Linked DNA regions of Homo sapiens: region 1 is linked to region 2. A link is an interaction called in ENCODE POLR2A ChIA-PET data of the cell type or tissue named here. Cell type or tissue: HepG2. All regions are shown on one strand.

The links. Peaks named below come from ENCODE experiments on the same cell type or tissue, not always from the same donor. Only the 100,000 strongest peaks of a DNase experiment are listed, where the experiment ranks them.
Region 1: POLR2A ChIA-PET joins it to region 2 with 8 read pairs; 1 of 35 experiments calls an interaction of 5 or more read pairs at or near these places.

What each region holds. Positions count from the first base shown.
Region 1 is chr14:60,273,634-60,277,633 of GRCh38, reverse strand. All of the region lies in intron 1 of PPM1A (protein phosphatase, Mg2+/Mn2+ dependent 1A), which reads right to left. Among named protein-coding and RNA genes, the nearest start is that of PPM1A, 26 kb to the right of the region's middle. In HepG2, no CTCF peak of the experiment used is centred here; DNase peaks (open chromatin) are centred at 1,513 and 3,013.
Region 2 is chr14:59,313,764-59,317,763 of GRCh38, reverse strand. DAAM1 (dishevelled associated activator of morphogenesis 1) reads right to left here. Exons shown (of 25, transcript NM_001270520.2): 4 at 2,413-2,484. Among named protein-coding and RNA genes, the nearest start is that of DAAM1, 130 kb to the right of the region's middle. In HepG2, a CTCF peak has its summit at 3,323 (motif pointing right); DNase peaks (open chromatin) are centred at 1,693, 2,363 and 3,373.

The DNA.
Region 1 (4,000 bases), 960 kb before region 2:
TTATTTTCCAGATACACACATGAAACTACCAAATAATTCTTTGAAGATAGAATATACTTTCTAAAAACAAACCCCAGACTTTAAAAAATATATACAGTATATTATTATAGTATATAAATTAGTATATAAAAATGTAACAAACCAAGTAACCATCTAACAAAATTTTAGGTTCAGCTCCACAGCAACTGTAAAAATATAGTCAAGGGTAAATTAATAGTTTTGTGGCTGGACTTTTACATACTGAAAACAGGCAATATAAAAATCTTACCTCCTTGGGTTCTGAGCAATTTGTAGAGTCCTGGTGAAGCAGCCAACTATAAGCTACATGGATACAAGAGCTGATTATATAAATATAATACCAAAAAGTACTTACTTGCAAATACTATGTTTACACAGTCATCTTCCATAAGTGGACTAATAAAGAGTATTTTATTTAGTCCAATAATTAAATTGGCGTATATCCATAAATAGTAAATCCCAAGGGGATTCAATTTGTCCATGAAAGTTTTTAGTTAGTTTCTGAGAGAAATTTTAGTTCTCACCTAGTCATAAATCTGTTCTTGAGTACAAGCTGAGTCTCATCACAGCACTAGTATTATCAGTTGATCTGAACTTTTCAAAACAAAGTACTATGACAAAAAACAAGACTGAATTAATATTTGATATAATCAGAAAATTTCATGAACATTTTGTACCTTTTAAAAACCAAACTAATCCCTAAACTGAAAAATTCTAAGGCTGGGCCAAGAAGTCATTAATTAATGTTCAGTCTTGCCTTTTATTAAGCAAAGGTGAACTCATAGTAGAGTCTTGAACCCGGTCATTTGGTTTAATCCACTCAGAATTATAGTGAATAATTTTTAAAATGCTCTATATATTTTATTGTTAAAATCCCTATGCAACATGTTAGCCCCAAAGTAACAAGAGTTATTCAACTGACAATTTGAGCAGAAACCTTAAAAAGTTGAGTAATAAAACCCTACATATTTTTCTATTTACGTAGGGACACTTAACCTAATAGGGAACGCCCCCCAGGCTTTATAAACAAAGGACATAGATACATACAATGTGGAGAAAATTATATTCTCTTAGCAAATACCAGAGTTATTCTTACTCATATAACAAAAGAACATTGCTAAACAGGCATTCCAAGAAGGGTGGATACTGGTAACTAGAGGACCTTTGATGACCACTGAGATAATAGGTTTGGTTTTAAACATTTGGGAGAAAAATCTAGAGTAGACTTGCATTAGAGATAAGAAATCTAAAGGCTGAAGGGAAATCCAAAGAGAAAAAAATATATAGTGAGAGACTACAAGCTCCTCGGGGAAGGTGGGGAAAAGGAACGTTAACAAACAGCACAGGTCACAGTGGATAATATGGCAATATTCAAATTACTTGCAGTGGGATGTAGAGCGTAAACTCTCTACTGCTACCAAATCTTTATATTCTACATTGCTCACTAATGCTTACATATGTACGGGCTTTGTCCTCAAAGATAAGGACAAATGGTCAGCTGACTTCTGGAATGCATATTTATGGAACAATAGAGTATTAAGCAATATACTGCATACCTGGGGTTCAAAGAAGAAATGCTAACCCTTGCAGCTACATCTCTATAAAGGATAATTTAGGCTACACAAACTACACTTAATTTCCCAAGCTATGTGAAATAGTAATAAATTCTAGTTTGTAATCCAAGGCAGCCATCTCAAAGTTATCTATGGTAATGAGAAATAAGCACATTAACAAAACTGTAGCAAATCTGTAAAAAAAAAAAAAAAAAAAAGGCTAATCTTTGGAAATTTTTCTCCCATTTGGAGCTGAAATTTCCCACTGATTGTTGCTTTAAAAATGATTAGAGCCACACATGGTGGCACATGCCTGTAATCCCAGTGCTTTGGGAGACTGAGGTGGGAGGACCACTTGAGGGCAGTTCAAGACCAGCCTGGGCAAAATAGCGTGACTCTGTAAAAATGATTAGCGGGGCATAGTGGTGCATGCCTGTAGTCCTAGCTACTCAGGAGGCTGAGGAAGGAGGACTGCTTGGGCCCACGAATTTGAAGCTGCAGTGACCTATAATGGTGCCACTGCACTCCAGCCTGGGCAATAGAGTAAGACTCTGTCTCTAAAAAAATAAAAATAATAAAATATTACTCATTTATAGTTACAAATTTGATTTTGATAACTTGCATAATGAATCAGAGCCAAAATGCAGAAATGATTTGTGTAAACCTATTTTACAAATGAGAAGGTGCAGAGAAACAGAATAACTTGCCCAAGGTTACAAAGCTGGTTCATCAGTAAGGCTAAGAATAAGACTTAGGTTTCTGGACTTACACTCCAATTCTCCTACATGTGCTATCCTGTATCCTTGCAAATGAGGTAATGAAAATCTAAATGTGTAGGCTTTTTAAAGACAACATACAAGATAAGGAAGACTGTCACAGAACAAAACTAAAACTTCCCTCAGTGCCATATCTTCTTCTGCCTACAAGTCTATATATTTTCTTTTCTAAATCTCTAAAACTGCCAAAGATAAATGACCTTAAAAAAAAAAAAAAGGAAGAAGAGAAAAGAAAGAAATCTAAAATTTTTCTTTTTTGTCTGGGACTGAAAGAAAACAACAGTGAACTAATTGTAATTTCTAGCAAAGCCAATTTCAGATACTTAGGCTAAATAAAGTGTAAAAATGAACAGAGAAAAATAAGATGACTTTTTTTTTAATTCAGAAGTTGAAAAGAGGGAGACTCAGTATTCATTAGCTCAAAATTAGAAACTAACCAAGATATGAAATGACATTGAATGAATAAAACAATTGCAGACTGTCAATTAAAAAAGAGGTACTCTGAAAATAGTTTCATGGAAATGAGAAGCAATTTACTGAACTGAAAATTGCAATAGAGACAATGAATGGCAGATTGGATACTACAGAAAAAAAAGATCAATAAATGAGTGAACCATTTCAATGAATTCTTTCATAACCCTCCCCTCCTACTTTTCTGCTGTAATAGGACTCTGTCCTCTCACTGATAATAAATCCTCTACTAGACTAGCTTTGGTGCCCATGTTTCAAAGGAGTCTTAAATGACAGTTTTTTCAGGAATGTTACACTATTTTCCTTTTTCTCCTTTTTATCAACATTTCTCAGTTGGAGTGTGACTTTTAAAGCCACAAGTGTCACCCATGTTACCCATTAAAAATAACTTTTCATGTGACTTATTCCCCTCGAGCTACCCATGTGCCTCTCTTCTCTTTACAGTTAAACTTCTTAAAAAAAATGTTGATGCTCCAAAAGGCTGTCTGGCCATTTTACTAAATCAAGTTCCTCCAAGTCACTTAATCTAAGGGACATTTTTAGCCCTCCTCTAATTGACTGCTCACAGAAGCATTCAACTATAACACTCCCTCCAGAAACACTCTTCCCATTGGCCTTTCAAGATGCTACACACACACTCCCAGCTTTCTTCCTACCCCTAAGCTTTTCCGTCGTCTCCTTTGCAGGCTCATTTTCATCTCCCAAGCCATTAAACATTGGCATTCCTCAAGGGTTACATGTAGGCCCTTTTCCCATTCTATGCTGCCTCCCTGAGCACCCTCACATATCTGCAGCTTTTACCAGTGAATGGCACCATCACCCACCAAGGTGAATACAAACCAAGAACATTCACTGGGTGCGGTGTTGCATACTTGTAGTCCCAACTGCTTGGAGGCTGGGGCGGTAAGATTGCTTGAATCCAGGAGTTCAAGACCAGCCTAGGCAATATAGCAAGACCCCAACTCAGAAAAAGAAACAGAAACTAAGGATATCTTTGATACCTCTCTCTACCTCATCTCCCATCAGTCCATCATCAAATCCCATGGGTTATATGCTTCCTAAGCATTCTCAAATCTGTCCACTTTTTTCTACCAATGCCCTGGTCTCAAGTTACCATCATTCTCACTGCAGAATACTAGCGTCTTTAGTCTCTTCACGTGGATCCTGGCATCCCTCTAATTC
Region 2 (4,000 bases):
CACCTCCTAATTAGATAACCTTGGGCAAGGTAACCTTTCTGGAGTCTCAGACTCCTTATCTATAAATAGCACTTACAGCATAGGATGCTGGTGGGACCGCAAACAACATATGAAGTGCCTGTTACCCTGCTTGTCATGTAGTAGTTGCTGCTGATTCTGCAGACAATGGGTGATGACAATGTGGACAAACACTCCTTCAAGAATGCCCTAAGCAGACAACCAAAGAGTCTAGCTGCTGGGCCATGAAAGGATTTGGAGAACTTGTGTGCCTTTCCACTGCTCCAGGTACAATATCTCAGGATTTCTGCTGTGTGTTATCAAGAATTCTCCAGTACAGACATCATAGTGATTAGCCAGAACTATGCAAGGCGGTGGTGGCAATCAGAATGTTGAGAAAAACAGAAAACTCAGCATAGGGTTTCTGGTCTCATCAGATCTCCTTATTCCCTGAAGTATGCAGGAATTTTGAGGCCTCACTAATTCATGGACTATTAATGCCTTTTACCTTTGACCCTGGAAAGATGTTGGCTCAGTCCTAAAAGGAACATTAGAAAGCTTTCTTAGGTGTTTGACACAAAAAGTATAGCAAAGTCACTGACAATTTAATAGACTTGTGGTGCTCTTGGGAAGGATTTTGGATTGGGAACCAAACACACAGCAGTTAAAATGTAGATCACTCAAGAATGTGGCAAAGAATTGTCCAAGGAGCTGGATGGAGGAGAGAGGAGGCCCTTAAAGAAGGGCCACATGTTGGCACATCACAGACCCTGTAGCACACAAATGAACCAGGTCTACTTCAGACAAGGCAGGGATTAAGTCACTAAAGGACAAATTAATCTAACTGTCCTATACTTGAAGAAAGGAAAAATCCATACAGTACTTAGTAGTTCCCCATTTATAGAAGGGAATTCATTAACAAATAAGCAACTTCTCATTAGATAACAAACATGCAAATTTAATTAGAAAGAGAAACAATTCTTTTTTTCCTAACAGCCAGGAACAAGAATTCAGAAAATAGCCTTTATATGCAGGAAATATAAATGGCTCCAAATTATTATTGCTTAGGCAGATGCACAGAAAATCCCTGGTGGTCATCACAAATCTCACATTCTGTTAGCATATTCATACAAATGCTGAGATCACCCTTTTCTCATCTTTGGCATTGTGTGAGATGCCTTGAATAAGAAGGATTTGGTGGTTATTTTCTGTCCATTTCTGCTATGCTTTTAGACTAGAAACCCTTGGGGAAAAACTTATGTAGTTTCTTCTATAATTTATATATATAGGCTGTTTATTATTCATTGTATGACAACAGAAGAAGCATCTTGTAAGAAAAAAGCTAAAAAAGAGGAAGTTACTAAAAGTCAAGACCTCTAAAAGTTTAGGAAACATGTGAACGACTCACATATTCTAATCAGTTTTTAACTATTCCAGCAGCAGGAAAATGTTATGAGACCATTTAAAATGCTTGTTTTGAGTGATAAGAAATTTATTCTCCATAAAGAGAGAAGGCAGGAAGGAGGTAGAAGAAAGTATTCTAGAAGCTATCATCTACTTGCATGTTATAAACATGAATATAACAGATTGACTCTTAAAACCATGAGTGTGCCCACTGAGACAAAGACTGCATTCTACTATGGGCAACCTCTAATTCTTATCAACAGGGATGGGATTTAAGCTACTAAGGCTCAAAGGTTGATGACTTATTTTCTGCTGTGAATTTTAGCTGTGATGAATAGGTGTCCCTCAAGCTGCTGGCAATGCTGACATCACAGACATCCATGTGATTAGAATTCATATTTTAGGCATTGAGAATACATATTAAGCAATTACTGAACCAACAATCCATGTACTAAAGATTTTCCGAGGACATCTCAGCACTATTATTATGACGCCTTTTCATTAAACCACTTGCTTTATGAATTCCTGATCTATTATATGAGTAAAGAGTACTTGGTCCCCTGCAAAATCATGATGCCAGGAAATAACCAAGTTCTCAGTAAGAAAGAGAATGGGAGGGATATAGTAAAGAAATCGCTTAATCATATTATTTTAAAATGGTATTAACTTTTAAAATAGTGCTGCCATAACCAAGCTCCGAGTGACTGGTAAGAGCAATTGCAAGTTAAAGTTGAACACAAGCCAGATTTCAAACTACATTTTCACTTACAACATTAAACTCAATTATATTGCAGTGTGTGCTGATTTTATTTAAAACATACTGGAAAAATCACTTTGCCAAGTATCCCTCCTACCCTCTTTCCTTTCCCCAGCATTGAATGTTTAGGATGGAGTTTGGAAAGGTACTGACATTTGGTAGGTCATACTCAATCGAATTTATTGTGCAACTGTGTACTTTGTACTACACTTGCATTTTAAACAGTGTGTCAAAGAACATAAAAGTCTACTTACAGCAGCCATGGAATTGAGCTGATCAATGTAGAATTCAGGCCAACTTGTAGCTCCCTTGTTTTCTTCCTGGTCCTAAAAAGGGGGGAAAAAAAGTGACATACCACCCAACATATACACACAGCACCTAGAAACACATCCGACTTCCAGAGCACCCAGACAATGACCCACTCAAGCCTTTAGAAGACACGAAGGTATGACGTATTTATTTTTAAATGTTGGCTATAAATGATCAGACTGCCTACTTGACTAGGGTGGTCTTCCCAGCTCAATTTCCACAGAGAATGCTGAAGTGTGAGTTAGGTATAACAAGGGGACATTTTCTGAAGCGTGGATCAAGAAGAATTTAAGTGGTGTAAAGTTGTTTTCCTTCAGGGGCTATGTCACACTGGACAGTACTGTTAGACTATACACCTGGATGGAATCCATGAGAGAAGGAAACTTGCCTTAGGTGACCATAGGATTCAGCCAGTTATTAACCAAACTTTTTCAGTTAGTGTATTCAGACTCCATCAGACAGTAAAAACTTGAAGAAGGGTTTCATTTGATGTGGCAAAAATTAAGTACTGCTTCAGATGAAGAGGTAGAAGAATAAAGCCTGACATTGAATGGAAGGTAGTAAAATGAACTCACATTAGTTCCAGGCGCAGCCCTCATGCTGTGACAGCTCAGGAGTTTTGATAGAAAAGGTAGTGCCTCTGAGTGGAAAAGAACTGAAACCCAAAGAATTCAGGCACCGATTCCTAAACTGTCCCAGCCAGCCTTGCCTCTTACAGAGCAGGGTGACCTGGAGCCAGCCCCTAAGCCCCCCAGGGCTTCTGTGGATGGGAGATCTGTGCCAACCTGAAGCCAAATCTCAAAAAAAAAAAAAAAATCAGTTATCAGTGGCTGTGGCCTCTGGCTCCACCTGAACACTGAGCCCAGCAGAAGATGGCACTGTGGTCAGGGATTTCTATGCGTATTTGCACATCTATGTGAGTCACTTGTGTGATCAAACAGACCTGAAAAGGAAAATTTTGGTTCTTTAGCTTCACATTCAAAGACCACCTGAGGACAATGGATATCCCACCCTAGTGGAGAAGATGTTATGCCATGTACACACAGCTACTGTCTCATAATGAAGCAGTGACTACCTACTAGGTTTTAACATCTCTTTTAGTAGAGCTCTATATCCTGATGTCAGAATCCCAACCCTCAGGAGAGTGGTTTCAAGGTGGGGCATTTAATTTCAGTCCTATACTGTGCCTCGAAAAAACACTTTCTGTAAGCAAATCTTTCCAGACAGGTCTACACAGGTGGAATAAAAGAAATGCAATTTCAAAACTATTTTTTAAGTAGTCACAACAAGGGGGCAAAGTAACTATTGCTTACAGTGCCTTAAAAGCTGGCAGTAACTGATATCTCAACTCAGGCAGTTGTGTGAATTTCATCTGGAGATTGAAGAAGCCAGATGATGGGGACTAAGGCTACAGCAGAGGCTTTGAAGTTAGACTGGATTACACTCCCATAGTTTCACAACGTTTAGGAAATCTGATGAGTTTTTAAAAACAGGCCTTGGTTATACTTTAACATGTTAATAAAATAGCTATAG